2 separate regions of the Homo sapiens genome follow, and region 2 is linked to region 1. The links are chromatin loops, found by intact Hi-C in ENCODE. Cell type or tissue: HCT116. All regions are shown on one strand. Each heading gives the region's core, and the rest is flanking DNA. Links, peaks and the distances in the headings are about the cores only.

Region 1 (16,617 bases), core at 8,901-11,400:
GGTTACTAACAGGCAGAGAGCATCTACAATGAGGATATGCTGAACAAAGGAATGATTCATGTCTTGGTAGGACAGAGTGGGATGGTGGGAGATTGCATCATGCCACTCAGAATGGTGCATAATTTAAAACTCATGAATCGTTTATTTCTAGAATTTTCTATTTAATGTTTTTGGACTGCAGTTTACCATGGGTAACTGAAACCGTAGAAAGCGAAACCGTCGATAACGGGGGGCGGGGGGGAACTACTTTATTTTGAATTTTGCAGAAAGTGACATTTCTCCTTACCTTCTTGTCAGAGCTATGCCAGAGTCCATAACTGGAGTGTTGACATGGAAAGTTTGAGAAGTGTGAAACAAAAGAGGAAGTTTGAATTTCATCAGTTACTTTTTTGCTTTTTTAGATCTTTTGAAACTAGTTATTTGCCTTGGGGTAGATTTTCTCTTTTATCAGTGCATTATTGAAACAAACAAGCAGATTAGTCTGCTTCCTGTTTGACAGTGAAGTCATAAAATATGAACAGCTTTGTTGGTCCCAAGACCTGTCTCTTTCTCACAGAGAACAGCTGATTCACAGTCAGGTCATGTAGGAGGGCCTCCCACCTGTAGGGCAGGGCCAATTCTAAGTGACAGTCTTTGCTTCACGCCAGTCTGTTCTCCTTTATTAAATTTCTCTGTGCTATCCAGTCAGAATGTGCTCAGAGTCTAGTTTGTGCTGCAAGAATCATAAAGCCATTCGTTCAGCAGATTCATGTCTAAAATGTCTCTGTGCAAAGAAGTTTAACTGTGGCCACCCTTCTAAGATCAGCTTTCCAATTCAGTATGTTTTGATTTTTGAAAAATGTATTCCTGTTTTCCCAAATAATTTATAAATTTATGTCTTCATTTTCTTGCTGTCACTTGGCAGAAATAGAATGCGCAACCCCCCAACCCAAAATCTGATTTGGATGTTGAGACTGATAATGCCACACACCCCAACAGGATGTGAAAAGGTTTATTCCTCACATAATGAGGCTTTCTGGAGAGAGCAGGGTGACTCCTAAGCAGGTGCAAAAATGGCTTGAGAGAGCATGGAGGTATGGCTGGCTTTGGCTTTTATTGTGGGGCAGGGGCAAGGGCTACCCGCAGGTAGGGCTTGTGTATTTTGGAGAGAGTTTTCAGGCTTTTTTAAACCTTTGCTCAGATGTAAGGCAAGCAGGAAAATAGGGAAAGGTGGGGCTTGAAAGCCATCCGGAGTGAAATAACAAAAATAGGGGCAGACTCTATTACATTAATCTAGCATTCTACTTGAGTAATAGTCACATTTCAGGCACAGACATTTTCCTTTGGAATATTATTAAACTCAGTCACCTAATGAAAACACAATGTGGGCTGGACGCAGTGGCTCATGCCTGTAATCCCAGCACTTTGGGAGGCCGAGGTGGGCAGATCACCTGTGGTCAGGAGTTTGAGACCAGCCTGGCCAACATGGCAAAACCCCATCTCTACTAAAAATAAAAAAAATAGCCAGGTGTGGCGGTGGACATCTGTAATCCCAGCTACTCAGGAGGCTGAGGCAGGAGAACCGCTTGAACTCGGGAAGTGGAGGCTGCAGTGAGCCGAGATCATGCCACTGCACTCCAGCCTGGGCAACAAGAGCAAAACTCCATCTCAAACAAACAAACAAACAAACAAAAAACACATGTGTTTGAACAATATTCTTACAGCATTTATAATCTTTTCTGGCACCAATTCTGTGCTGAGGAACCCACTGTGGGCTAAGGTGCCTGAGGTCGTATGTACAGATCATGCACACTGATAACACTGTGAGGGTCTCCAGATATCTTAGATAATATAGATGACAAGGATGAGTGTGGCCCCTTCTGTGTTTTAACCATATCTCCCTTGTGTAAAAATCCATTCAAATGAGCTGGATTTGTTGTTCTTTCCTCCATTCTCCTTCCAACTCTCAGCACCTCCCACCCTACCCCATTGCCAGTATTGGGAATAGAAAAAGAAATATTTCCTTTTTGCTCTTGATAATGGTTTTATTGTCATAGGTGGGGCAATAAACAGTCTTTCTCTGACATTCTCCAAAGTAGAAATGGCGAGTATCCAGTAACTCCAAACAGTAGATCAACCCTCCTAGTTAACTCAGTGGGTTTTGCACTTCTGTGCACCTGTTTCTTCTGAATGTTTCAACAGAAAGTTCCATTGCTACATATTTCATAATCCATGGTGTGCATCTGAGATTTTTACTTTGCCATGGTGGGTAAACAGCACAGAAATCATTACAACTTTGTTCCTTCTTGATCATGTGAATTTCTGAGTGTTGACTGCACTCAGAATCATTTCCTAAAGAAATTTCGATCCTTCCTTTAGGTGCTCCCTCAAATCATCTTAGTGGAGGGAAGTTAATCATTTATATAGTGGGGAGTCTTGGTTAGTTCCTTAAATTTCATAAGAAGATATCAGCCTATTGATGGATTTTTAAAGCACATGAACTTTTTCTCTTATTGAGAAAAAAAGAACAATTGTGCTCCAGCCTTATCCTGTTTTCTGGACAACTCTTACTAGAAGTTCATTTAGGAGAAATTTTACACATAAAGGATCCCCAGAAGATATGCAGTCTATTCATCTGGCTTGGTGGTTCTCAACCTCAACTGTCAGTCCTTAATATAAAAAGGCCACCTTTACTATCCTAAAATGAAATTCCTAGACAATATAACATACTTACACAAATTACTCTAAGCACCAATAGAATTTCCTAACCATATGTAAAAGAACAAACGAAAGAAGTTTGTGTTTAAAATCCTTTATATTTCAGTGTGTACATGCTGGGGTACAACCCTTCCAAAAGACATAATGAAGTAGTCTCCTGTCTGCCCCCATAGGGAGAATCACCATGATTGGGACAGCAGATGCACATGCAGATGCAGACTGGTGAATGAATGTTGTACTGTCAACTCAGATACCACAAGGACAGATCCCAGGTGGCATGTGACATGATTTTCCAAAATAATGAACAACTCTTGGTATTATACAATTCTAAACAAAACAAAGTAACAGTCTTCTCTTTGTTTTTATGGGCGTAGCATTCCTGGAAAAGCCAATGTATTCTGACACAGAACATCAAAGAATGTGTTTATATGTAAAACAGAGTTAGGTTCGGGGCTTCAATCTGTGTAAACAAATGTTTCACTTCTTTGCACACCCAGCAGGGCATTCCGGCGTGCAGGCTGTAGGTCAGTCCTCATGGTTGGTGACCGCCCTGTGTGTTGCCTGGCATCTAGCCTCCCAGCCACTGCCCAATAAAGGCCAATATTGCCCACCCTCCTGGGAGGACCAGAAATATCCCCGCAAATTTCCGAATTTCCCTGAGAAGGTAGTATTGACTCGATTGAGAAGGACTTCTTAAATATTTTAAATTTTATACCTAGATCAAGCCAGAAAACCAGAAAACTGGATGTCTGGGTCTTAAATAATCTCTTTATTAACCTTCACTTTTTATGCAATGTTCTATAATATAAACTTCTGATGGTATTATTAGAAGTATTATCAAGCAAATCATTCAATAACCCTCTTAATGTCTGCTGGGAAATTTCCATTACATCTCAGGGTCTGGAGAATCTAGAAATCTCCTTAGTATTTTCACCTTTTAATCTTGCATTAGGTTACATTTCTTTTTCAGTTTTGATGCTAGGAAGCATAGAGCCACATTGTGACCCACTTATAATAGTTATGAGGATGGATACACACACACACACACACACGCACACACATTCTCTCCTGACCTCATATTGTTTCCTCTTTTCTCTTGCTTTGAGTTATTTTTATTCTTAATATTTAAATGCTTGTATTGATGCCTCAGATCCTTTTTGAAATGAGGCAGAGAAGATAATAAGTAACTAGACTGAATAAAAAGATTTGAGACCTCTTTCTGAACATTTTTGGAATCCCAGAGGGATCTTAATGTTAGTTGTAGGCATGAATGCTACAGCCCATTAGCTCTGCCTATGAAAATGAAGTGCCTCCAAATTCCCAGCTTGCTCCATAAATAAATCATTCCACACATTTCCCAAATTTTTTTCCTCCTTGTTTCAGCACTAAATATAAGGATACTGCAAATTCTATAAAAAGAAATTACTTTATCTTTGAAAATGAAAAAACACAACCCAAATTTTTATAAAATTATTAATAAGACTAAAAGTAAAAAAATATTTTCACTTCAAATTCTCACTTACTTACATGTTATATGTTATCTTTCTGCTTTCTTCGGATGCCCATTTTCTTCAGATGCCCATATGTCTATGTGATTTTATAAAGATTTTGTGATTGTAATTTACTTCAACTTCTTTTCTGGAATTAGGTAAGATATAAGTACATTTGTTTTTTTTAATTTATATACTATGCATTTATATGCATAGTATATAATAAATGTATTAAATAAATTTATTGTGTACTATGCCTTTTATTTATATACTATGCATTTTTATTTATATACTATGCATTCATACATAGATATTTTGTAGTCTGTGCATATACTACACATACACTACAAAATACATAGACTACACATAATGTATGCATAGACTACAAAACATCTTATTTTCTTTCTTTTCTTTCACTTTTCCTTAAATATTCATAATAAGGAATTCTTTTTTCCTTAAAATAGAATTCTTGAGCCCTCTGCTGGAAGTATTCAGTATTTGTATGAAGCAGCAGTATATGGGAGTTTTACAATTCTAACTTAAGTTTTTTAAAAAGAAAGCAACATGATAGCAAAAATATATGGTCAAATTGTAATTAATATCAGGATAAATAATTTGCTAAACAGTACTTTTAAGATGATTTATATTGGAAGTTATATTCCATTTGAGTAAAATAATGATGAGAACATTCAAATGAAGGCATAATTTGAATGTATTGAATACTCTAAGTTAACTTGTGAATATTTTATTTTTGTATACTTCATAAAAACCATCCATTTACATTTTATTCTCAAATTTAGATTCATTAATTCAGCAAATACTTAATGAACACCTACTATATGCTAAGGACTTACTAGTTGTTAGGGATGCACTGATGAGAAAATGTACATTGGTGCTTTCTCACAGTAGGTCAAACTGTGATTGGAAATGCCAGATCAACACACCATTGCATTTTTAAGAAATGGATTAGCAGGGATCTGAATTATTTGCATATATAACATAGAAAAATACCTGAGTATGTTTGATGCTTCAAAAGTTGCACTAATTCAGGTAGGAGAATGGATAATTGAGTTGTAGTTCTTTGTCAAGGACTGCCTGAAAAATAAGACAGTAATTTGCATTATACTTTGCAGGAAGAAAATAATAGGCATTTATTCTATAGTAATTGAATAGACAGATATAGCACCTTAAAAACTAATGATAGCCATTCATCTCTATGTATCATGTATCTGTCAAAGTAGGAACAACTTGGCACAGCCCAAAGAATACAGCCTGTACTCCCGGCTATTCGGGAGGTTGAGGTGGAAGAATTGCTTGAACCCGGGAGGCAGAGGATGCATTGGGCTGATATCGTGCCACTGCGCCCCAGCCTGGGCAACAGAGTGAGATCCTGTCTAAAAAAAATATAAGAGAGGATAAAAATTGATTCCAGCTTGTGGCATCTTTGGAGAATTATTTGTTGAATCCAACTGTAAGAATCAATTCTGCTGGTTGGCACTGGAGAAAGTCACTGTTTTCACTTCAAATCCATGACCCCAAATCTCAGACAGATACCCAATGCCAGGCAATGTTAATCTGTTTCCCTAGTAAATTTGCTTTCCTCCTCTTCTTGATGAGTTTCTCACCCTCTCTCTTCTCTTTTTAGAGACATTCCCCTCACTAACCTACCTCCAGTACACATATCATAAGGAAAAGTCACCGTCCATTGAGAAAATAGAAACAGAAAGGAAGATCTTCATCATCTTACCATCAAATTCTCAACCCTCCCTGTTTCTGAACTTATTCTGGGTATATCCCTCTTTTACAGTGGGAGGGGTATCCCTGAACTGTCAGAGACTAATCTCCCCCACGTAGGGTCCAGATCCACTCCCTCCGACTCTGTCCAATATCACTCCTGTTATCCTGCTGCTGTCTCTTCTGCCATCAGTTTCTCCTCTACTGCATTCTATTGCTCACCTTTAAGAATCCTTTTCTTGCCAGGTGTGGTGGCTCATGCCTGTAATCCCAGCACTTTGGGAGGCCAACGCAGGTGGGTTACTTGAGGCCAGGAATTCAAGACCATCCTGGCCAACATGGTGAAACTCTGTCTCTACTAAAAATACAAAAATTAACCAGGTGTGGTGACATGTGCCTGTACTCCCAGCTAGTTGAGAGGTTGACGTGAAAGAATTGCTTGAACCTGGGAGGTGGAGGTTGCAGTGGGCCGATATCGTGCCCCTGCACCCCAGCCGAGGTAACAGACTGAGAACCTGTCTAAAAAAAAAAAAAAAAAAAAAAAAAACCCCTTCTTATTTCTATATTCCTCTTGAGCTACCACTTATTTCTCTGACTCTTCTCACAGCAGAGCTTATGAAAAGTGTTACATAAAGTTATTTTTCCTCACTTTCACTCATTTATCACTCACTTTTCCACTCCAAGTCTGGAGGCTTTTATCTTCATCATTCCACTAAAACTGTTCTTGGCAGTCACAAATATTGCCAAATCTAATTAAATACTGTCATATGTGACCTCACAGCTTCGTGCAGCATAGCCAGCCTCCCTTTTCTTTTTTTTTCTTTTTTTTTCTTTTTTTTTTTTTTTTTGAGATGAAGTCTCGCTCTGTCACCCAGGCTGGAGTGCAGTGGCACGATCTCGGCTCACTGGAAGCTCCGCTTCCCGGGTTCACGCCATTCTCCTGCCTCAGCCTCCCTAGTAGCTGGGACTACAGGCGCCCGCCACCACGCCCGGCTAATTTTTTGTATTTTTAGTAGAGTCGGGGTTTCACCATGTTAGCCAGGATGGTCTTGATCTCCTGACCTCGTGATCCTCCCGCCTTGGCCTCCCAAAGTGCTGGGATTACAAACGTGAGCCACCAGGCCCGGCCCACCAGCCTGCCTATTCTCTCTTGGCCTTTGTAACACTGCTCACTGTGGGCTTTTATTCTGTGCCACCACCAGCCTTCCCGTCACTCCTTTCCAGGTGGCTTTGCTTGCTCCTCCCCACTCTGTAGGCTTCAAATCCTTCCTGCTTCAGAACCCTCCTGTTTAATCCAACTAGCTTCCTTGGTGATGTCATCCAGACCCAAGTTATTTGGTATTGACAAATAACTTGCTATTATCTTATGCTATTGACTCCCAGCCCCTACCTATACTCTAGACCAAGGATCAGCAAACTTTTTTTGTGAGGAGCCAAAAATAATTCAGTAAATAATTCAGGCCATATAAAGTTTCTGTCACAGCTGGGTGCAGTGGGTCACGACCATAGTCTCAGCACTTTGGGAGGCCAAAGCAGAAAGATCGTTTGAGCCCCGGAGCTCGACACCAGGCTGGGCAACATAGCAAGACCCTGTCTCTATTTTAAAAAGTAAATAAAGTTTATTTCGCAACTACTCAACTTAGCTGTTGTAGCATGAAAACTGCCAGAGACAAATATGTAAATGAATAAGCATAGCTATGTTATAATAAAACTCTATTTATACTTAAATTTGAATTTCATATAATTTTCATGTATCACAACATATTATTCATCTTTTGGGTTTGGGGGACTGTTTTAAAAAGTTAAAACTATTTTTAGAAATTAATACCCCAAAAATTAAACAGGCGTAAATCTAACAAAATATGTACAAAAAATGCAGTTTTCCTATGTGAGTATCTTTTTTTTTTTTTTTTTTTTTTTTTTTTTGAGACGGAGTTTCGCTCTGTCGCCCAGGCTGGAGTGCAGTGGCGCGATCTCGACTCACTGCAAGCTCCGCCTCCCGGGTTCACGCCATTCTCCTGCCTCAGCCTCCTGTGTAGCTGGGACTACAGGCACGCGCCACCATGCCCGGCTAATTTTTGTATTTTTAGTAGAGACGGGGTTTCACTGTGTTAGCCAGGATGGTCTCGATCTCCTGACCTCGTGATCCGCCCGTCTCGGCCTCCCAAAGTGCTGGGATTACAGGCGTGAGCCACCGCGCCCGGCCGAGTATCTTTTTATATGCTTATTTGCCACCTGTCTTCTTTGGTGAGGTATCCGCTCAGATCTTTTACACCCCCCTCCCGCCCCCATTTCAAAAAATCAGATGGTTCATTTTTTTCATTGTTGAGTGTTAAGATCTTGTTTTTTGATATTTTGGATAACATTCCTTTAGCAGATGTATCTGTTGCAAATATTTTCTCTTAGCCTATGGCTTGTCTTCTCAATTTCCTAATAGTGTATTTTGTGGAGCAGAAGTTTTTAATTTTAAAAAAGTCCAAGTTGTCAATTATGTCTTTCATGGACCATGTTTTTGGTGCTGTATCTAAAGAGTCATTGTCATACCCAAAGTTATCTAGATCTTCTCCTATGTTACCTTGTAAGAGTTTTCTAGTTTTGCATTTTACATCTACATCTGTAATCCGTTTTGAGTTTATTTTTGTGAAGGATTTGAGAGCTGTGTCCAGGTTCAATTTTTGTATGTGAGTGTCCAATTAATCTAGCCCCATTCTTGAAAAGACTATCTTTTATCCATTATTATTATATTATCTATAATATTATCTATGCTCTTTCATTGACCATATTTATGTGAGTCTGTTTCTGAGCTCTCTGTTCTGTTCCATTGATCTGTTTCTCTCTTCTTTTGCCAATGTCACACTGTCTTGATAACTGTAGTTTTTTTTAGTCTTGAAGCGGGTATTGTCAGTCCTCCAACTTTGTTCTCCTTCAACATCGTGTTGGCTATTTTGGGTCTTTTGCTTCTTCATATAAGCTTTAGAATCTGTTTGTTAATACACAAAAAATAACTGTGGGATTTTGAATAAGATTACATTGAATCTATAAATTGAGTTGGGAAGAACTGACATCTTGACAATATGGAGTCCTTTTTATCCACAGACATGGGCCATCTTTCCATTTATTTAGTTTTTCTTTGATTTCTCTCATCAGAGTTTTGTAGTTTTCCTCATATATATATGTGCTAAGTCCCATGGCTAATGCCCTGATTGCCTACCAATATTCATTTCCTCTTTTTTCTTTATATAGAACTCTAATTTGATTTGGGACTATGGTGCATCTAGCCATAAAAATTTAATTTCCCAGGCTCTTTTACAGCTATGTGTAGCCACCCAGCCAATGAGATGTAAATGGAAGTCTCTGTAACAGTGTTTGTAAGAAATCTATTGTTTTTCTGATAAACAATGCCAGACTCAGCTGGCAAATGTTTTTTGTTCTTTGACCTCTCCTTTCTTTCTGCTTTGAATGTAGACATAATGCCTGGTGGTATGGCAGCCAATTTGAGACCATGAAACCACAGCCTGAGATTTGCCAAGCAGGAAAATACAAGGAGGCTGGTTGCCACTCTAAGTGGCCTAATCCAAATGTTATTGGAAAAGTAACCCTTATATTTGTTTAAGCTGCTTTGTTACATATAGACACACACAATTGTAATGATACACAAGCATTCTTTTGGTCCTTAAAACAGTTTTTGAGGTAGACATCATTATTTTCACTGTACAAATAAGAACACTGAGGCACCTGGAGTTGAGCTGTTCTCCCAAGTTGATTCTGTCAGCAAGTGTAGGAGCCAGGATTTGAAAGCAGACAGCGTGACCTAGAACACATGGGCTTATTAGTTCACCAGATGTCTGTGGAGACCCAGGATGAGGTAGGGGTGGGGAGAGATCTTGCCAAGCTTTGTATAAGGAGTGGATTTAGAGTTGGATCTTGAAATGAGTAGGATTTTGACATATGGAAATTAAAGGAATGAGGAGGACATTGAAGATGGAGAACAAGGTATTGCCTGAGTGTGGAGACTAGTAGATTACTGGCTTTAGCAAAGGGACCAGAAGGTCATAAAACTGGAGAAAAGTTTTTAACAGCAGGTTGGGGCTACATGGTGAGGTTTTCCAAATACAAGCCTCAAAAGTTTGAATTCTCTGATTCATAGAGAACTACTGAATTCTAGCCAGTATTGCTCAGATGGAGCACTTCAACAGGCATATTTATGAACATTTCCCAATATGATCACAACATTTAGAAACTGGAATTCATGTGTTTTATTATCCTTACCTGAACTATGTTTTTCTTTCTTAAAAATAAACTTCAGATGTCAGATATAGATGTGCAGTGCATGAGTCAATTTAGAAAATTCTTTTCCTTTAAATGGCTGCCACCTTGTGGATAAAAAGTCCTTAGTGCAGTGGTTTTGAAACTAAAACTAGATTGGTAGAAATTTCTCATAGCTAGATAGATCTTGTGTTTCATGTTCCATCTGTGAGAATTCTGTCATAAATAACTTTATGCAAAACATTTTATGTGTGTTGAATATATGATCATTTAACAGCTATTTATGCTGTTGTATCCAGTTCATTTGATGATTATAAATTCAAGATTCTGATAATTTGCCATTCTGTAATACTATACAGGAAAAAAAAAATACCAAAGAAACAAACTATAAAGAAGGGAGGAAATGTAATCATTTATTCTCATAAATGGTATTAGACCACTCTAATTTGCAGTTGTACAAGCGCTTGTTTTGCTTGCAAAAGCGTGTTGTTCATGTGCACACATGGTATGTGTGTTTACTAAAGACCTTAGTTGTCTGATTTTAACATGCTCAAATCCTTCAGTCCACTGTACACATAGACCAAGAAGCAGGTAATTAAAAAATCTCCTTATGCAAGAAATGAAGAAGATAGCTTTGAAGATCTGAAGATACAAAATTTTCTGAAGATGCCAACTCACTTGATCACAGGCAGGAGAAAAAAAAAGGTCACACTGAGACTTACCATGGCTGTTAAAGACAGTCCCTACCAGCCACCAATCCAAGAGGCTAGGTATAAGGGAGAGGGAAAATAAAGAGAAAAAGAAGACAGAATTGAGAGAGTGGACATCTGATGATCCAGGAGGATGAGCTGAAGAAGGAGGGGCAGGGATGCCCTGGGGACTGTGGGGTGTCCCTACTCCCACCGCTCAGTCCCAGCTCCACCCTCCCAGAGCCCCCATGTGAGGTGTGGGCACTGACTGAGGTGGCCCACGTCATCATGCTCTATACAGAATCTCACCTCAGGTCCCATTCTCCTCCTCTTTCACCGGATTCTGGCCCCATATTCTGCCTGGAGACCAGGAGTCCCAGTCTTATTGCAGTTTAGAGGGTCTTCATTGGAGATCATGCAAATTCTCCTGTCTGCTACCAACCCTGCTTGGATTGGTGACCAGAGGACATGTTGGCACACAGTATTCAAGAGTGCCTCCTACCAGGAGGGTGATTGGGCCACCTCATGACTGAATTCTGACATAATTTCTCCTACCAGGTACCCATCCCCTTCTCCTGCACTTGTGGGTTTTACACTATTACTTTGTCACACCATTCTGTGTCACCCTAAATACAGCCACTGGTCGGTTCTTATCCCCACCAAAATGAGTGTAGAGTTTCAGCATTTGGAATGGGAATCAGTCGTGGCCCTCTCCTTATTCATATGACCTTGCCTGCTACAAATTGCAGGAGATGTTCCTGGGCCAGACCCAAGTAATGAGATGTGATCATCTCATTACTTGGTGAGGTGAGACTAGAGGTGACCTCTCTGCTAGCACTGTCCAACATCCCTCATTCGAGAACAGCCCCTTGTGTTCCACCACCTGGAGGTCAGGCGGGGAAAGAATCCTCTATACAGGTGGTTCTGTGAACAAGAAACATTCATGCCCCCACCTAAGTTTGCTCCTGGTTGCATCAAAACCTGTTTGCAAATCTGGAGAAGCCCCAGCTCTACAGGTGAGCTCCACCCAAGCAGGTGAGCGTCACTGGGGGTAGAGGCAATGCCCAACCTAGTTTGGCTTCTTTTAGGGTTTCCTTTCCCCCCACTTCCCCCAGCCCGCCCCATCCCGCCCCTGGATTCTGGACCACTTGGCTTTATGTATCTAGCATTTTCTTGATCTCTTGTTATTAAGACATTTTGTCTTGTCCACTGTTTATGCCTCTAGCTGTGATATGCTCCTCCAGACTGATGAGTGACTGGATGTGTCAGGCCACTCACATTAGCTCCTATTCCCACCCTGTGTGCTTTCAGATCTTGGGGAACATCTCTTCCTTCCTGCAGGTGGTCCTTGAGTCACCCTTCTTCCTATCTGTCCTGGTTTGAGTGTCAGACTACATGTTGATGGGTATGTTTCTGAAATACCTAAATATAATGCTTGGCAGAAGTTAAATGCAGCTGTCTTAGTTGTTCTCCATAAACCTGTGTGTTTGAGATCCCTTTTTTTCTGCAGAGGTTGTTCTTTTGGCCAGTCCTTCGAGGCAGGTGACAGATAAATTCACCACACTGTAAATCATGAGGAGACTTGACCTTTGATTTCATTGCTGGCCAAACACAAATTCCCTGGAAAAATATATTCGAACAGTCAGTCACCAAAGAGCAACAAAGCTGAATCAAAAGCCTCTGGTACAGTGAGGTTTGCAAACACTGGTTCTGTTTCCATAAGTGAGAACAGCTGTCCTGGTAGGGTTTCTTTCTCCAACCCTTTAAGAGCACTTAGAGATTTTCTGTGCTAAAGCATATTTTAGAAAAACTTATGTTATAATGAGTGGAAGGAAAAAACTACAAAACAAAAAATAAAAAAAGACAAAAACAATCGCCGTATGGGTTTTTCATGTGCAGGCTTCTGGAAGTCAGCCTGCTGGACATGTAACACATGCTATGGAATATTCATCTTGTCTCTCTGTGATCACTGTCTTTGTGTTTGCTATTAGTGAGCCTTGGAGGTTATCATAAATACCAGTTGTGTGAAATGAGCGCAACTGACAGGATTTAAAGGCTAAACCAACCTTTCTAATCCATCTATTCCCCATTCTCCTCCTTAGGCCATGCCTCTTCTGCAAGACTATACAACATCCTTGCTCCTCTGATGGGAGCTGCACTAATTTCGTGAATGTCAGTCAAAGCCTCCTTCCTTGAGGAGTTGGCGAAAGACGGGTTTCTCTTTCTGACTAGATGGAAAAGGAGATATAAAGATTTTTCAGAATAAGATGAGTGTTGGTATTTTTGCCACATGTGCTTAACTTTTTCACTTCTTTACTTTGCCACTTAGAAATATAGAGTCCTTTTTTCTTTCTTATAAAATTAGTTAAAATTGATTCTGAATAAAAAACATGTGTAGAGATCAATTAATTCATTAGCATTTTAATTAAGTAACTTCATGAATATTGAGCAACAGCTATGTGTGCTGAACATTGTTCTAAGTGCTGGGGATACAAAATAGACTAAGTCCCTGCTCTCCTGAAACTTATACTGAGCAGAGAAAAATTAGCAAATAGGCAAAAAGATATATAATGTGAGGTGGTAAGCACTATGGTGAAGAATAAAACAAAGTTAGGAGCTAGGGAATGATGGCTGTTCAGGGGTGGGTTACTGTTCTACATAGGATGGTCAGGGAAGGTATCTCAGGTAAGACGTTATCTGAAGTATATGAGGGAGTGGCCCAGGCAGAGCAAACAACTAGTTGTAAACACCAAGGTGCTCAGCATATTCAATAACTTTTTAGGTTATAGTGGAGACTTTTTGGATTTTATTTTCATGGAGATGGAAAGTCTTCAGAAAGTTCTGAATAAAAACAGTGACATGATTTCATTTGTGGTTTTAAAGAACCAGTCTGGTTGATATTATTAAAACAGATAGTGTGAGTGGACAAAGGAGAAAGCAGTGCAACTAGCTAGGAGGTGATTACAGTTAAGTTTAGGAAGAGGAATGGACTGGACTAAAGCAGTGATTATCGAAGTCATGAGCAGTGATTGAATTCCGAAACTATTTTGAAGATAGAACCAGCAGGACTGGCTGATGGATTCGATATAAGGCCTAAGGAAAACAAGAGTCAAGAATGACCCTGAGGTTTTCAAACCTACCATCCAGTAGAAAGAGAACCTATAGTGATGCAGGAACAAGAGGGGAGAATTGCAGGCAGAAGGGGTTGGGATCAAGCACACAAGTGGACTGTTGGGGAGAGCAAAAGGTACTGATACAGATGTAGGTAGATAGGTTGGTAGATTTGGTGGTAAGAGGTTTTCAAAGATCATGAAGTGAAAATCCAGTGGCAGAGAAGGAGTTGGAGGCTTGAGAAAGGAGCGTGCTGAAGTAGTAGAGTGGAGGGGTGAATTGACTAGTGCCTCCCTGTGCATCAGAGCCACTCAGGACACTTGTTAAAAACACTAGTTGCCTCACCCTGAAACTTACTGATTCAGTATGTCTGGGAGGCTCCCAAGAGTTTGCAGTTTAATAAGTTCCTAGGTGATGCCAATGCTGCTGGTCCAGAGACCAGATTCAGGAAGCACTGGGCTGGGGAAATGGGTTAGAATGGAGGGCTGGGGCATCACTAAAGGCCTCCTTGCACCTGGCAGTAATTCATGTGAATTTTGTCAACATGGTCGTGTGCCTTTTTTCCAGCCCTGATCAGCTGCTCAAGAGCTGGCAGCAGTAGGTAGATAATTGGACTTAACAAAGTGAAAAATTGGTATCACCAGGATACTTGGGAGGCATTACCTCTATGTGATGTCTTTGTATTCTGAAAATGCTAGTTGAACCTCCTTTATTTTAAATAGAAAGGATAAGAGAATCTGAGACTGAGAAAGAGGAAAATGGAAGTTTGCGTATGAAGCTTACTGTTGTAGGACTTAGAAGTAAAATGGACTAATATCCACCTCTGGTCTTATATGGCAAGGAGAAACATATGCCCCTTTCCCTAAAATACCTGTTTCTGTGGTCTACTAAAGAGCAAAATTCTGAAATATACTTTGAAAAACTAAAACTCAGTTCTTTTGCATTTTATAAGATTATATCACAAACTGAATTTTAAGAGGGTTATGTTTTTCTTTGAAAATGTTTATACCCTTCTACAAAAAAATAAGTGGTTAAGTGCAGAGCTTCACACACACAAATGGTATCAGCACATGCAGTAAAGAGAAAAATTGGCTGTTAGAGTAAGGGCCACAGCTCATTAATCAGAACAGGAAGAGAAGAACTGACTTCCATAAAAAGGAACAGTGTTAATTGAAATAGAGTACGTAAAGCAGCAATTTAAATATACTATGGTATATCTACATATTAAGCAGCATTATATTTTTAAGTGTAACTGATAGTTTTATTTTTGTTAACAAACAAAACAGATTTTGCTGGAGCCAGGTGTGATCCAGGATGTGCTAGCAGCGGGCAGTCACCTACAGCTGTTGGAGCTTCTCAATTTATGCTCCCACTATCTCATCCAGGTATGTGAGCTTGCATCCTGCTCATACACCCTTCACATTCCTTTCCCCACAGTCATAAGCTGGCCCCCAACAACTGGAGCTGAATGACAGGTAAAGTGGGGGTGGGGTGTGGGCTGTGGTAGTAGAGTTTCTCCAGGACACAAGCTGAGAAGTTCCTAGGAGGGCGGCTGCAGCTCTTGCATCCAATCACAGAAGCAGGAGTCTTCCTCCACTGTCCTGCCCACCTTAGGTCCCCACGACCATTGAGCAGCCGATCAACTCAGTGACCATGCACAGGGTTCCCTGCAGGAGCCGGGGGAGGTGTCGCTAAAAGGAGTCCTAGTCCGAAGCAATATTGTCTGGTTATGGAAATAATCACAAATGCAAGAAAAGTCTAATAGTCATTGAAGATTTCAGTAACAGTATCTAGTAAATCACAAAGTCCTATGTAATTAATTACCATGTGAACTTCCCAGGCAGTAAATGCCGGAGAAGGGATGAGTAATGTGCGTATTCCTCCCTGATTTGCTGGTCAGGAAAGGCCCCATGAGAAGGAGGGAGAGAAAACCCCCGAACACCAAGCACTGACTGTGTGTTCACAGTTGTTTCACATTCAGTCCTCACAATAACTTTGCCCATTTTTATAGATCTAAAACATCAGAGACTCAAAATATATCCAACTTGTCTGAGGCAATATGGCTGGTAGGACGTTCTGATTCCAAAGACCATTTCTTGGTTGGATGAAAACTTCTTGTTAGGTAGGAGTCTGTGGGGCATCTTAGGCAGACAGCATGGCTATGAGTCTCTTGGACTTTATAGAGTGTTACTAACTAATTTGCAATTTTAGGATCCTCCCACTTCCCCCACTGGTGTCACCTTCACTTGCATTTATTATAGCATTAAAAAATTAATTTGAAGAAATAATAAATTCATCACACAATTTAATTCCACTATCTTTGTGCATATGACATGATATTAGTGAGCAGAAAAGTTTTGTTTTCCTGCCCAATTACTTTATTTTCCTTTTAAATCACTTTCTGTAATTTTAAATGTATACTTTTATCATTGACTTCTGTTACCTCTTAGGTAGTTTACAAAGCTCTTTCTCATCTAGCATCTTATTTAATCTTCCCAGCAACCCTGGAAAATAGGAACCAGCACTTCCCAGGGAGACAGTGTGAGGAAGGTCAGCCATGTTCACCTGAGGAAAATTCAAATACAGTTTATGGAATTCTTATGATTATTTGAGCACATTTAATCTAACAG
Region 2 (16,617 bases), core at 4,817-7,316, 1.7 Mb before region 1:
TTGTCAATATGTACATTAAATAATAAATTTGAGAACTAGCTATATTTCATTGTAAAAAATGCACTTTCAATAAATGCCTGACTCGAAAATGTTTGGTAGACAGTCTAAATGAGGGTGCACTTTGAAAACTTAATGACTTTAATATTCATCAAAGTAAATATAGTCTTGGTATTAAAATTATATTTTCAGAATAGCATAAATATGAGAAGGTCTATCAACTCTGTACTATTATTAGTATTAATAGATTAAAACGCACAAGCATTGCCAAAAAGTAAAAATAATTTTCTCTCCATGTGGTATCCTAGTGAAACACAGTTTACAACAAATACATAATTTTAAAAAATTTAATTACATTATTTTCCTATAATTCTATTTTATAAAATCTATCTTAATAATTATTTAACAAACCCTCTGAAAATAGAATCAGAAGAATCTCATCTCTCTTGCTTATTTTTAATTAATGTATATTAAATTTCTCTCCTAATAATAAGTTATAAGACAATTCTCATTCAAATAAACTTTAGATACCAGTAAAGGACTCTCATTACGTCAGGTGGAACCTAAAAAATTAGCCTTTTAGTATACCAGATTTATTTATTCTATTTAGAAATAAATATATTTCCATAATACTTGCCCTTATAGTCTTCATTTTACTATATATTATACAGATACTTTATGAAGAATTTTTTCAGCTACTTTTAACTGCACTATTTTGTCCCAAATTAAATAAAACTAGCTCATTTTCAATCATTTGCATGATCATGAACAACATTGTAGCAATAATTAATTAGCTTCCAAAATACTTGAAAACTAAATAAAACATTTATGTCAGTAAGGTCATAAGGGAAAATGTGATAGAATTTGAACAAAAGGAAGGGGAAAAGAGGAAGAATTTTAGAAGAGAGAGAGAGACACAGAAGGCAGAGAGGCGAAAGATGCAGAAAAACCTGAGGAGAAAATAGTGTCAGATCCAAGTATAAGATTATGCTCTCCAGTTGCATTGGTTCCAAAACTCAAAAATTCAAAAATTTTAAAAATAAATACAAATTTATAAGACAATTTTTAGAGATGCAAAAAAATCTGGGGGGAAACATGAGAGATTATATCAAAAGAGATAGTCTTGCCCCCTCAATCTCTAATAATCTCTACTCTTGACCGTGACTCTCATCTGTTGACTTTATTTCTTCTTCACTAAGAAAATTAAAACAATCAGAGAAAATCTTTTATAGACTCCCACTACTCTAAGTACCAACCTTCTACATCTGTACCCGTGCATTCTGCCTTCATGAATACTCTCCTGTCCAAGGCTATTTCCTTTCATATGTGATAGTTCCCATGCTCTTTTGTCTATTTATGAACACTGTTCCAGAAATTCTCTTCTCATTCTCATGATTGTCAATTTTTTCTTCATACTTGATGATTTTATGAGCTCAAATATATGCTGTTATTTCTGTCATGATGAAACATAAATGACTCTCGATCTTATTTTTCTTTCTGGGGCAGCACCATTTCTCTCCTCCCATTACCACAGAATTCATTGAGAGATTTCTCTGTACTTCGAATCTCCAATTCCTCTTTTCTCATGAACCCACTATTTTAAGTTTTCCTCTCACTACCCTCTACAACTCTTATTAATAGCACCAATGATTGCCTCTGTTAAATATTCAAAATACTATCATAATTTTGTTTTCTTCTGTCTAAAAGGACACTCCTTCTCAGTCCGTTCTGCAGATCTTGTGATGTCTCCAATCTTTAAGTGCTGGCATTCCCCAGGTTCATTTCTTAGTTAACTAATCTATCTCTATTCATTCTCCTGACGATCTTATCTAACAATAATTCTCTATCCCCAAATTTATATTTCCAATCAACCATTTCTCCTGAGCATCATGAGGACTTCATTGCTTTTTTGTCAAGTTAACAAATCAAAACTACAAAGTTATTCTTCAAAACTTTCTTCTGTGTGTTGTTTAATCACAAGTATCTATTCAGTATAATCTCTCCCATCTTCTAGGAAGGCTACATATAAAGAAGTGAAACAGTACTGTTGACTTGGGGCAGCAACATTTGGAGATCCCTTTCACTACTGTGATGCTAAAAGTCTTGAAGAATGTCTGCTCTATGTTCAGTGCCACTGAATGCCATGTGTGGCTATTTCTCCAACAATGAAATTATAGCCAATGAAAATACTACATATACAGTTATTTTTGAATAAAATGGGATACATCTACTCATGATAAATTTCTTCTAATTCAAAAATATAATCATATCACATTTTTTAAAAACCTAAAATTACTATTATAAATTATTTCAGGGATTGGACTAAGGTATGAGGTAACTGGAGTATATACTGTTTTTGTTTTTTTATTTCACCTCAGACTCTACTACACATTTAAAACTTAGTCTGCATTTAAAACTTAGATATTTTATTCATCCATTTTGCATTACTTTTTAATATTTAAATATTTCTTGAGATATTATTTGATTGTTGAGTTTTGTGGTAACTCCTTAAATTTTATGCCTGAGGCAGTTGCCTCACTTTTCTCACTGTCATTCCAAGCTCTTTTGCAAGGGAGTAGATAAATATAAAAAGTACCTCCTACATGCCTTTGTTTGTTTGGCATATTTCACAAAGCATAACTAGAACTACCTATTTTATTAGCCAGGATGATTTCTGCCCTCACCATATAAGTTGGACCATTATTAACACAGCTATGTGGAGATAGGCCCTTGAGATTATTAGCAAGTGTTTCAGAATTAAAAGTCATAATCCTTAAAGAAATCTATTTCAACTCTGGGTTTAATTAATGGGAAAATATACGTACACAGCAAACATTAAGTATAAGACTGCACTTAAAAATTAAGACTCCTGCTAGCTGAAGGGGTGGCCTGCCCCTCCACACCTGTGGGTATTTCTAGTCGGCTGGTATGAGAAACTGAGAAAAGAAGACAGAGAGACAAAGTATAGAGAAACAACAGTGGGCCCAGGGGACCGGCGCTCAGCATACCAAGGACCTGCACCAGCACCGGCCTCTGAGTTCCCTCAGTTTTTATTGATTATTATCTTCATTATTTCAGCATAAAGGAACGTAGTAGGAGGGCAGGGTGATAATAAGGAGAAAAACATGTGAGCAATAGAATCTACATCATAATTAAGTTCAAGGGAAGGTACTATGACTGGACGTACACGTAAGCCAGATTTATATTTCTCTCCACCCAAACATCTCAGTGGAGTAAAGAATAACTAGTCAGCATTGCTGCAAACATGTCTCACCTCCCACCATAGGGCGGTTTTTCTCCTATCTCAGAATTGAACAAATGTACAATCGGGTTTTATACCGAGACATTCAGTTCCCAGGGGCAGGCAGGAGAGAGTGGCCTTCCTCTATCTCAACTGCAAGAGGCTTTCATCTCTTACTAATCCACCTCAGCACAGACCCTTTACGGGTGTCGGGCTGGGGGACGGTCAGGTCTTTCTCATCCCACGAGGCCATATTTCAGACTATCACATGGGGAGAAACCTTGGACAATACCCCGCTTTCAAGGGCAGAGGTCCCTGCGGATTTCCGCAGTGCATTGTGCCCCTGGTTTATTGAGACTAGAGAATGGCAATGGCTTTTACCAAGTATACTGCTTGTAAACATTTTGTTAACAAGGCACGTCCTGCACAGCCCTAGATCCCTTAAACCTTGATTTCATACAACACATGTTTTTGTGAGCTCCAGATTGGATCAAAGTGGTTGGGTCAAAGTGGCTGGGGCAAAGCTACAAATTAACAACATCTCGGCAAAGCAATTGTTCAAAGTACAGGTCTTTTTCCAAATGGAGTCTCTTATGTCTTCCCTTTCTACATAGACACAGTAACAGTCTGATCTCTCTTTCTTTTCCCTACACTAGCCACCCAAGAAAATAAACTGAAAGCTATTAGAATTAACAAGAGGGTTCAGTAGAGCAGCAATGTAAAAAAAAGAAGAAATTAATAGCTTTTCTTCAGACCAGCATAAACCAGTTGGATAATATAATAAGAACATAGAACACAACAAAACTTAACTGAGACATTTAATATATGGACAGAAAAAAAATGAAGCATCATTATATACTTGAATTGAAAAAGAAAATACTATAAATTAAAATTCTTACATTAATTCGCTAGTTTAGGGCAATACCAAATAAGAACCAACAAATGGTACTTTTAAAACTTGAGGAGTTTTGACTTCTAAAATGGCAGAGTAAGACCTCTGAAAATCTACTCCTCTATGAAAGCAACAGAAACACATGCAAAAACTATCAAAATCAACTTTTCCTGAACTCTAGACATTAATCAAAGTGTTGTAACAATTTGAGAAGTGTTTACACAAGAAGAAAATGGCTGAATATGTAAGAATATTGCAATTTATGGCATTTTAACTTTCCCTAATCTCATCCCTCTCTCTTCAGCTTCAAGATAACCCTAGAAATCAAGTCTTTCAGCCAGGTGTGATAGTTTTCATGTGTAATCCCAATTACTCAGAAGACTGAGGCAGAACCCAGGATTTAGAAGCTACAGTAAGCTATGATTACACCTTTGAACTCCAGAACTCCAGCCTGAACAATAAACTGAGACTTTTTCTCACAATAATAAAAAGAAAAAATAAATCGAGAAGCTAGTCTTCTTACAGTAGCACAATTCACAGTTGCAATTGATGTGGAACCAACCTAACCGCCCATTGACTAATGAGTGGATAAAGAAAATGTGGAATATGTACACCATGAAATACTACTCAGCCATTAAAAAGAATGAAATAATGTCCTTTGCAGCAACTTGGATGGAGCTGGAGATCATTATTCTAAGTAACACAGGAGTAGAAAACCACTTATAAGCTTATACGTGGGAGATAAGCTATGAGTATGCAAAGGCATACAGAGTGATATGATCGACTTCAGAGACTTAGAATGGGAAGGGTGGGAGAGAAGTTAAGGATAAAAAACTACACATTACATTACTACATTACTACACAATGTATGCTACTCGGGTGACCAGTGCACTAAAATCTCAGAACTGACCACTATATAATTCATCCATGTAACGAAAAATCATTTGTACCCCAAAAGATATTTAAATAATTTTTTTTAAAAAAAGAAATCTAGTCTTCCAAATGCAATAGCTATTAAAACCAGCAGTTTGGCAGCCACTAAGTGAGGCAGAATAAGGTAGGAACTCCCTAGAAGTCCTGTCTGCAGAGATTTGTCACTACTTTACGTGTCTGGCAGCTTGTTAGAAAGCACTATTCTCAGGTTTTGTCTTTATCTGACCTTAGTTGGAGCTCTCGCTGTTTGTGAAGAGCCCTCTTCTCAGGATTTTGCCAAAAATAATCAACAGCAATTGTTTAACATCACAGCTGCCTAATGTGGCTTTATTTGTTGGGAGGAACAAGAACTTGACCAAAATACAAAAGAAAATACTGAGGACTGACATGATCATAAGAAACTTTGCAAAGCTAAACATAACCAAGAAATCTAGGAGGCTACACACATACTCAGGACTGTGCACATGCCCAGGAAAGGACTGAGACAATACTGTCAATCACAATATTAGTAGAGCTGTTGACAATTAAAACAAAAAAATGAAGCCTAACATTTTAATTTAACTTTTAATAAATATTCCATGTTTATTAAAAATATATTTGGTTTTAAAAAATTATTGGTGGCGTCTATAGAAGACATACTTTTCTAATATATATTTCTTAGGAGTTGCTGTATTTTGCTCATAATATTTACATTATTAGCATGCTAGTCCTGAAGAAATAGAAGAAGTATACCATTGTTGAGTTTTGAGTAGTGAATCTTCCATTAAATTGTTTTCCCTGAATAAATAACTAGCCTGAAACCACTAGAGGGCAAGCTTTACGTTATAATGAAACAAGAATCACTTTCACATCCATAGTAATAGCACACATTTAAGGTGTGCTATTCTCAAAATGACTATTTTGAGAATAGAAATCTAATTTCTGTATAACTAACTTTTTTCTTTAAGAGGTAAATAAAGGTAAAATCACATTTTATATATATTCCTAAATTTAGCTACTCAAGAGCAGTAATTTTTAAACTTTAACATGGCAATTTTTTAGAATCAGTATTAGACGTATGAGTCACATGCAATTCCGCATCTTCATAAAATGATATTCAATATCAAACAAATACTGTTTCCTAGTTATTAATTTACAAATAAGTTACTGATTAAACTAATCTGTGTGCTTCCTATTCCCTGACCCCTAAATAAGGCAAAAGGAATTCAGCCTAAAACTTTGGCACCTAGGCTTAAGAGAAAATCTCTGTATATGGCACAGAGTTCTTTTTGTCATTGCAAAAATATTTGAAAATGATAATTCATTGATAGGTCACACCATAGCATGTGTGTGTTATACATTTCATGAAATTCCTATTTTGCTATGAAAATCTGATAATTAGCTAAACTGACAGTCAATCTAATCTTGGCACAAATATGTATATAATGACCTATGTTAACAAATATCCTGTAGTTTTTTCTCTGTTCCCTGGGTGTGCTCTGCTGCTCAGGAAAACATGGATCATTAGACAAGCACATTTGATAATTTGTAGCAAGTATTGAGCACTTAACATTTAAATTGTATTATGTAACTTGCTCATAGACACAAAGTTGGTGAGTGGTTGAGCCTGGATTACACTGATACCTGACACTTTCTTCTGAAGTGGTAGTTATATTCCAAGTAAATCTTTAAGGTTCAAATAACACAAAAAGAAGTACTAGCTAGTTGAATCAGATTGTAGTTTGGGAAAGGATGGTGTCAGACTAAGGGGTGGCTGTATTAGGCCCTTCTTGCGTTGCTATAAAGACATTTCTGAGACTTAGTAATTTATAAGAAAAGAGGTTTATCATTCCATCCCTGGCCCTTCCCAAATCTCATGTCCCTCTCATATTGCAAAATACAATCATCCCTTCTCAGTAGTCCCCACAAAGTCTTAACTCATTCCAGCATTAACTCAAAAATCCCAAGTCCCAAATCCAAACTCTTATCTGTAAATGAGTTCCTTCTACCTATGAGCTTGTGAAATCACAGCAAGTTATATACTTCCAAGATACAATGAGGTATAGGCATTGGGTAAACATTCCCATTCCAAAAGGGATAAATTGACCAAAAGAAAGGGGCTACAGAACCCATGCAAATTCGAAACCCAGCAGGGCAGTCATTAAATCGTAAACCTCCAAAGTAATCTCCTTTGACTCTGTTTCACATCTAGGGCACACTGCTGCAAGGGGTGGGCTTTCAAGGCCTTGGACAGCTCTGCTCCTGTGACTTTGCATGTTCAGCTCCCAGGGCTGCTCTCATGGGTTGGAGTTGAATGCCTGTGGCTTTTCCAGATGCAGGGTCCATAATGCTAATGGATATAGCATTCTGGGTTCTGGAGGACAATGCCTCCCTTCTCACAGCTACACTAGGCAGTGCCTTATTAGGGACTCTGTATGGAGATTGCAACTCCACATTTTCCTTTCAACTTCCCTAGCAGAGGTTTTCTGTGAAGGCTTCCCCACTGCAGCAGGCACTTGCCTGGGCACCAAAGCTTTCTCATAAATCTTCTGAAATCTGGGTGGAGGCTACCAACCGTTCTTCACTCTTGTATTCTGTGCACCTACAGGCTTAATGCCACATAGAAGCTGCCAAGGCTTATGGCTCGCATTCTCCAAAGTTGCAACTCAAGCTATACCCGAGTCTCTTAGAATCCTAGCTGGAGCTAGAGTAGGCATATATGTGGAGCAGTGTCTTGGGATGCACAAAACAGTGGGACTTTAGGCTGGGCCATGAAACCATTCAGTCTTTATAGGCTTCAGGGCCTGCAATGGAAAGGGCTGCCTGGAAGATCTCTGAAATGCATTTGAGGCCTTTTAACCATTGTTTTGTTTATTACCATTTGGCTCTGTTTTAGTTAACCAAATTTCTCTAGCATGAGGTTGATCCACAGCCTGCTTAAATTCCTCTTCCAAAAGAGCTTTTCCTTTCTCTGCTATATGGCCAGGGGCAAATTGTTTAAACTTTTACACTCTGCTTCCTGTTTAAATATAAATTCCAACTTTAAGTCATTCATTTGTTCCTAAATCTGAGCATAGGTTGTTAGAAGCAGCCAGACTATATCTTGAACACATTGCTGCTTAGAAATTTCTTCTGCCGGATATCCTAGGTCATCATATCTCAAACTCAAACGTCCACAGATGCGTAGGGCATGAACAGAATGCAGTCAATTTATTTGCTAAGGCATAACATGCATGACCTTTGCTCCAGTTCTCAATAAGTTCCTTGTATCCATCTGAGATCTCTACAACTTGGATTTTATTGCCCATATCACTATCAGTATTTTGGTCACAACCGTTTAACCAGTCTCTAAGATGTTCCAACCTTTCTGTCTCTTTCTGTCTTCTTCTGAGCCCTCTAAGCTATTCCAACCTCTGCCCATTACCCAGTTCCAAAGTTGCTTCTACATTTTCAGGTCTTTACAGAAATCCCCCACTCCTCAGTACCAATTTTCTGTATTAGTCCATTCTTGCATTGCTATAAAGAAATACCCTAGACTAGGTAATTTATTTTTAAAAAGGTTTACATTGGTTCATGGTTCTGCAGACTGCACAGGAATCATAGTGGCATATGCTTCTGGGGAGGCCTGAGCTTACAATTATGGAGTAAGGGAAAATGGGACCAGGTACATCACATGGAAAGAGAGAGGAGAGACTCTGCAGGGGAGGAGAGGTGACACACATTTTTACATGACCAGATCTCCCCAGAACTCAGAGTGAAAGCTCATTTATCACCAAAGGGTTGGGCTAAGCCATTCAAGAGGGATCCACCCCTATGATCCCAACACCTTCCACTACTTCCCACTTCCAACACTGGGGATTAGAATCCCACATGAGATTTGGGCAGGGACATATATTCAAACCATATCAGTGGCCTAGCTATAATCAAGTGACATTTTGAGTTCTTAAGTGACTACTACCTACAACCCCCTTAATAACTTGAGAGATATCAGTTATAACCATCTAACCCTCAGTACACTGTAATTTTTTAACACAATTATGCTACATGAAGAAAATAAATGGATTCAAATTCAAGATCATCAATTTATTCAGTGCAAATCATTATATATTATTTTTAGTAAACTTGAATACTTGTGACCCATTGTGATAGCCAGATTGTCTGGATGGCCCCAGTTAAGAGTTTTCCTGAATCCATGTCCTTGGCAATTTGGCTTTGCAGCTACTCCCATTAAGAGGCAGAATCTGTTTTCCCACCACTTGTATCAGGTATAGTTTTACTTACTTTGGCCAAAAAAATAAAAAGAAGCAGAAGTAATAGAGTGGCCAGTTCTAACCCAGACCTTAAGCAGTTTGCATGCTTCTACTGACATTCTCCCCTAATCTTTGTTCATGCCATGTGTCCATAGCAAGCCTGGCCTCCTGCAGGTTGGTGATAGACACATGAAGGATGAGACAAGTGAAAGAGGGCCAGCAATTAGCTGCAGAAGCAGATCTGCCTAGCTGATCCCCAATTCAAAAGTAGGACCACGAGGGAGTTTAGCTGTTACCAGCTGTAGAAGGCAGAATAATGGTCCCCCAAAGATATCCATGTTCTTATCCCTGGAACCTGTGAATATATTATTTTAAATGGCAAAAGGGACATTGCAGATGTGATTTAATCTTAAAATCAATAGGTTATGCTGGATTATTTGTGTGGGCTCAGTGTAATCATAAGGGTCCTTAAAAGAGAGAAGCAGGAATGTCAGAGGAGATGTTCTGACAGAAGCAGAGGTCAAAGAGAAAAGGGAACTTAATGATGCTACACTGCTGGCTGTGAAGACAGAGAGGAAGGTGCTATGAGCCAAAGAATACAAGTGGCCTCTTGAAGATGAAGAATGGAAGGAAGGGAAAAACGTTTTCAGAAGGAAGACAGCTCTGCTGACATTTTCATTTTAGCATTGTAAGACATATTTCAGACTTCTAATCTTCAAAACTGTAAGATAATAAATTTCTGTTAAGTTACTAAATTTGTAATAAAGTTACTAAAGTTGTAATTTGCAATAGCAGAGAACTACTACACTAGCCTAATATATACCCTGCAGACGCATCACTTAAATAGTTGTTTTGATTTGAATTACTAGATTTTGGAGGTGTTTTCTTACCCAAATGCTCACTGGTATACACTTTGAAGTAGAAATTTTGTTTTTTCTGTATAAAAACACAACTATTTAAAAATGTGAGGCAAACATGTGAATCCCTAAACTAACAAAGTGTTTGCAAAATAACCAAAGGGGAAAGAAGAGGAAGAAGGGGTGAACAAGTTGCATTACCAGCATTTATCTTTTTCAAAATGTAAATTATCTCTCATTTAATCTATAAAACAACCATAATGTGGTATATATTAAAAACCTAAAATACATATACAATGTGAGTTCCGTAGCTAAGAATGAGAGGTCTTGAAACAGATGTGAGTCTAATAAATAGGGAAATTTATAACTTTCAAAATTGTAGTACTAAGAAAAATAAATATAATAATATGACATATAAGAACACTAAAAGGTTTTATAATCAGTGCACAGTATTAGATTAAATCCGTGACCTAGGAGGTTTATAAGAAATTCTGTGCTTCAGCAGAATGTATCTTCAGGTGAATGCCTGCCTCAGTGAGAAGTAATGTAGTTGTAATGCAATAGTCAAGACAGAAGAATATCATGCTAGCTTTGCTTTGAATGACTATATAAATAGTATCAGGAATGTTTGAAAAAATTTAATATTATAACAAAACATTCTGATGTCAATAACTTTGCTAAGAACTCTAGGGCTAATGGTGGTTTTTTAACAGTCTTTTCTAAAGCTACTTTCGTCATAAATGTTGCACTGTGTAATCCATCAGAACATCAATTCCAAGCATGAAAAAAGAAATACAAAGACATACAGTAGTGAACCACAAGAGAAAATATCACCTAGTTTTTCTTTTTGAATATATAGCTCCTTTGAATTGAAATAATTACATTTCATAGACTGGCATTCCAAAATATAACCAATAGCATTTTCATCACCTTCCCACAAAATTCTTCCTGTTTAATAAATGTCTTTTCAAAGAAAGCACTTAATTTTATACTGATATTTAATTTATATCTAAAGTAATCCTATCAGATAAAAAAAGAAGTGATATTAATTTTAAAATATATTTTATTTAACACATTATATCTAAAATATTTCAAAAGGTAACCAACAATTTGTTAATGAGTTATTTTGCATTCATTATTTTTATGAGGTCTTTAAGTTTCAATATAAGCTTCACATTTATTTCATATCTAAATTCTGATTAGCCCTTAACATTAGGCCATCATTAAGTGCTCAATAACCACATGCTGCCGGTCGCTATCACATTGGAGAGTGCAGCTCTAAAAAGAAGTAGTGAAAGAGAAAAAGGGTTATTGACATCACCTTGCAAATAAAAAGATAAAAAAAAAAACTGTGGTAATATCCTAATTGCTTTTAGAAACCTATGATTCTTAATTGTATGTGTCAACTTGACTTGGGTTAAGGAATGCCCAGATAGCTGGCGAAACATTATTTTGGCGTGTGTCTGTGAGGATTTTTCTAGAAGAGATTAGCTTTTGAATCAGCAGACTGAGTAAGGAAGATGGCCTCAACAATGTGGGCAGGCACCATTCAATTCTTTGAAGGATAGGATAGAACAAAAAAGCAGAGAAAACGCAAATTGCCCCTTTCACCTTGAGCTCGGATATCCAACTTCTCCTGTTCTTGGACATCTGAGCTCTTGGTCCTAGGGCCTTCAGATTCCAGAACTTACACCACTGGCTTTCCTGATTCTTCAGCTTGCAGAGGGGATGGTATGGGACTTTTCAGCCTCTGTAATCAAGTGAGCCAATTCCTCTAATAAATGTCTTTGTGCTGTGTTCATATATATCTGTATATATGCTATTGGTTCTGCTTTCCTGGAGAATCCTGCCTAATACAGGATTCATCCCAGAGCTACTGAATTAAAAATGTTGGTAGGACCTGAAAATTGTAATTTTACAAGGCTCTTCAGATGCAGTTTTGTAGTTTTCAATATGGGTTTGGGGAACTACTGATTACTGTGTTAAGGTGGCTTTAAATTCTAATAGGTTACAGGGTAGCAAAGCTTGTAGAGTCATAGAGCATTTAGGTTGTAGAGTCATGTAGACTTTGATTTGAAATCAGACTCTGAAGAATTACCAGTCGAATGTCACCAAGTTACTTTACCTTTTCCTGAGCTTTGGTCTTTGATAAGATTAAGACTACATACCACATAAAATTATTAATGGCATAAAATAAAATAATATGTAAAGGAATTTGCAGAGAACCAAGAAATCTGTTTTTGCTCATTATAATGTTTCTGAAATCCCCTCATGACCCCAAATGGCATTTCTAACTCTAGATATTTGCAAAACTGGGTGGCTTAAACAATAGAAATTTATTTTCTTATAGTTCTAGAGCCTAGAAATCCAAGATCAAGTGCCATCTTGGCTGGTTTTTAGAGAGGTGTCTCTTAGTGGCTTGCAGCCTGCTGCCTTCTTGCTATATCCTCATATAACCCCTTTGCTGTGTGTCTGCAGGAAGAGAGAACATGATCTCTGGTGTTGTTCCCTCTCCTTATAGGGAAAACAGCCCTGTTAGATTAAAATTGCACACTTATGACCTTATTTAACCTTAATTACCTTTTTTTATTATCTCCAAATATAGTCACATTGTGAAGTAGAACTTTGAATATAAATTTCTTTGAGAGGAGGGACACAATTCAGCTCATAACTTTGTCATTGGTTAGTATCACCATGTACTTATTGTTCAAACACACACCTGGAGACTTTCAGAACAGTTAGGATGGCTTGAACATTAAAACTTACTCCTTTGCTGCACTATCTCTAGCAAATCAAGAATATAATCAGTATTTGTACTGATGTAACTCTGGCCAATGTCTCTATATTTTGGAGATAGCTTTAGCCCCTACTCATCATTAAAATATTGGACATAAGCTTCCATAATTGCTCAGCAAAGCATGCCAACTGACAAACAAAAGAAACACCAAGTCAAGCTTTTTCTGTTTATGAGATAAGACTGTAAATCAATACATAAGTTTTTCTCACCTAGAGAATATCTTTTCATGGATAGGAGCTGTATTTTAACTGGAAGGTTAGTTATTTCCATTTATAGTCTCTTGGGAGAAACCAAGTTCCTCATCAATTCTAGTCTATGTACTATTGTGACAAGTACAGATAGCTATATCTTGGCTGATTGTATATATAATATAGGACTTCTAATTTGAGAAGCACTGTTCACAATAGCCAACTTGAAATGTTAGAAGTTAATAATCAAACTATAACCCAATGAGAATGTATTTTGAACCTGTCAGTAATATTCCTATTCCAACCTTCCACTACATGTAGTTTATAACATATTTGCATTTCTATTCTTGTTGTTTTTTTTTTTTTTTTTTTTTTTTTTTTGAGACAGAGTCTCACTCTGCCACCCAGGCTGGAATGCAGTGGCGTGATCTCTGCTCATTGCAACCTCCGCCTCCTGGGTTCAAGCGATTCTCCTCCCTCAGCCTCCCGAGTAGTTGGGACTACAGGTGCACACTGCCACACCCAACTAATTTTTGTATTTTTGGTAGAGCAGGGTTTCCACCATGCTGGCCAGGATGGTCTTGATCTCTTGACCTCGTGATCTGCCCACCTCGGCCTCCCAAAGTGCTAGGATTACAGGCATGAGCCACCACTCCCGGCTGCATTTCTATTTAAATTCACTTTTAGATAGCTTTTCTTTCCTACTATAACTTACATTCTCTGTCATCTTATAATGTATCCTTCTTCTGGTAACCCAACAACAGGTAACCCCAACTTTTTCATTTATTAATTGCTAAATGTTAGGGATGACTTCCTTTTCTAGCCTGACCTAAGAATCAGTTCTTTTAAAATAAGCAATAAGGTAAACAGTCCAGATATAAATGTTGCCTAGAAACAAACAAGTGGCATTCTTCTTACCTGTATTCTCCACTAAAATCAGTATTAGATAGTCCCACATGTGTTTCATCTCTCTTAAAAAATTTAAACTTTTTCCCATAAGTTTAAACCTAACTGAAATTTATATTTTTTCATAACTTTTAATAGATTTATTTGTTGCTTATTTTTTATTTTGTGGGTACATAGTAGGTCTATATATTTATGGGGTACATGAAATATTTTGACACAAGCATGCAATGCATAATAAAGCACTGCTCACAATAGCCAGGATTTGGAAGGAACCTAAGTGTCCATCAACAACAAATGAATTGATAAAGAAAATGTGGTATACATTCACATATTTTTAAAGCAAACAACTCTATTGTTTATAATTACATGTTATTTCACAGGAGGGAGGTATTCGTGGCTCTTTTATAACTCTCTGAGACAGATATGATTGAGATGTACATTCATACACAATCATACTTGTCTTAATGTACTTGGTCAGATTTAATATACAGTTCTTTCTTGTTTAGGTGTAACAATAAATAGTAAGAACCAACCTTTAAAGAGATTTTTCACAGAACTGATAAGCTTTACAAATTCATTTTGTTCTGAAATGTGAAATTTATCTGAGAGTATATACATAAGTTGGTCAGACTTATTTGAGTTATATTTAGTATGATCAAAATGTATTATTGCCATAATTATCCTGAGGAAAAGAAATAAATATTTAAATATATATTAAATTTTAAGAACGTTTTGACATTTTAGGATATCCTGGAAAATACTACTGTATTTGTCTGTCCCCAGGATTCTCAGATGTTGGTACCAGAAGATAGCTGTACGGGGTTTCATCCTCGACGTGCTCCAAGCTTGGCTTGCCCCAAGGGCTCATCAAAAAGCAGGAAGATCCTGGACTTCTATTTTTAGTGATAGCTGTTATTTACCCCAAGTCTAATAGTGTATATGGAAACTTCTGCCTCCTCATTGATAAAATACCTAATATTGCTTTTAAAGAAGGTTGAAAAGGAATTTAAATTGTATTTTCCTAGTAATTAATAATACAATTATTGTATTATTCCGGCTATGTCACTAGCTCTATTAATTTTAGATATTTAGTTCTTTTTTTGTAAAGGAAATGAGCCATCTCTCATACACATAAAAAAGTACTTATGGCAGTTTATTCACATATCTTTTATAATTATTTGATAATCACTCAGTAAAGTAGATTGACCTCCCCAGAGTGAGTGGGCATCATTTAATCCGTTGAAGGCCCAAAAAGAACAAAAAGGCAAAGAAGCTAAATTCACCGCTTTTTGCTTCCTGCCTGCCTGCTTGACCTGGGAGACTGGTCTTCTACTCCTGAAATGTCTTTGTCTCTTTCTGTCTGTCTCTCTCTCTCTCTAAACACACACACACACACACACACACACACACTTCCTATTTATTCTGTTTCTCTAGTGAACCCTGACTAATACAATCCTGGTCCAAGAAAATCCAACATAAATTAAAATGAATAGGTAACAGCAGCCAATATCCACATGGGAAAATAAGAAAAACCATATTAGCTGATAATAATTCTCTCATCCAAACTAACCATAAACAAGATGAAAAATGTAGCACAAAAACACAATATGAATTATATATCCTTAAATAATATTTCTAAGTATAAAAAGGTATACAAAATTTGAAAAGCCAGAAAAAAGGACAAAAACTTGCAACAAGTAACATGAAAGATGAAAAAAACATGAAAGATACCACAATGAGATACCATCTCGCACCAGTCAGAATGGCTATTATTAAAAAGTCAAAAAATAACATGCTGGTGAGGTTGTGGAGAAAAAGAAACACTTACAGACTTCTGATGGGAATGCAAATTAGTTCAGGCACCGTGAAAAGCAGTCCAGAGAGTTCTCAAAAAACTTAAAACAGAACTACCATTTGACCTAGCAATTCCATTACTGGGTATATACCCAAAGGAATATAAATTCTGTGTTCATCGCCGCATCATTCACAATAACAAAGGCATGGAATCAATCTAGATGCCCATTAATAGTGGACTGGATAAAGAAAATGGGGTACATTACACTATAGAATACCATGCAGCTATAAAAGGTCATGGTCTTCGCTGGAGATCATGGTCTTTGCTGCAACATGGATGGAGCTGGATGCTACTTTTCTAAGTGAACCAACATAGTAAAGAAAACCAAATGTCTCATGTTCTCACTTATATAAATGGGAGCTAAACATTGAGTACACATGGATACAAAGAAAGTAACAATAGAAACTGAGGCCTCTTTGAGGGTGGAGGGTGGAAGAAGAGTGAGGATTGAAAAACTGCCTATTGAGTATTATGCTGATTACCTGGCTGAAAAAATAATCTGTAAGCTAAACCCCTTGTGACAAGCAATTTAACCATGTAACAAACCTGCATATGTACACCTTGAGCCTAAAATAAAAGTTGGATAGAAGAAAAATAAGAAAAAAAGAAATCAAAACAGAAGGAAAAAAATCCCAATGAATTCAAGGTAGCCTTTGATAAAAGTATAACAAGAATTCAATAGAAGAATAAAAATTAAGAGAATGTAAAGTGAAGAAAGAGTT

The links. Peaks named below come from ENCODE experiments on the same cell type or tissue, not always from the same donor. Only the 100,000 strongest peaks of a DNase experiment are listed, where the experiment ranks them.
Region 2: a loop joins it to region 1, with 12 times the contacts of the local background. A loop is called at or near these places in 7 of 110 quality-filtered maps.

The regions. Positions count from the first base shown.
Region 1 is chr6:97,049,355-97,065,971 of GRCh38, forward strand. KLHL32 (kelch like family member 32) reads left to right here. Exons shown (of 11, transcript NM_052904.4): 5 at 15,274-15,372. Among named protein-coding and RNA genes, the nearest start is that of KLHL32, 130 kb to the left of the region's middle. RefSeq lists an enhancer at 355-414 and silencers at 399-693, 595-654. In HCT116, for the core only: a CTCF peak has its summit at 10,297 (motif pointing left); a DNase peak (open chromatin) is centred at 10,307.
Region 2 is chr6:95,358,340-95,374,956 of GRCh38, forward strand. No RefSeq gene overlaps it. Among named protein-coding and RNA genes, the nearest start is that of MANEA-DT, 210 kb to the right of the region's middle. In HCT116, for the core only: a CTCF peak has its summit at 5,862 (motif pointing right); a DNase peak (open chromatin) is centred at 5,852.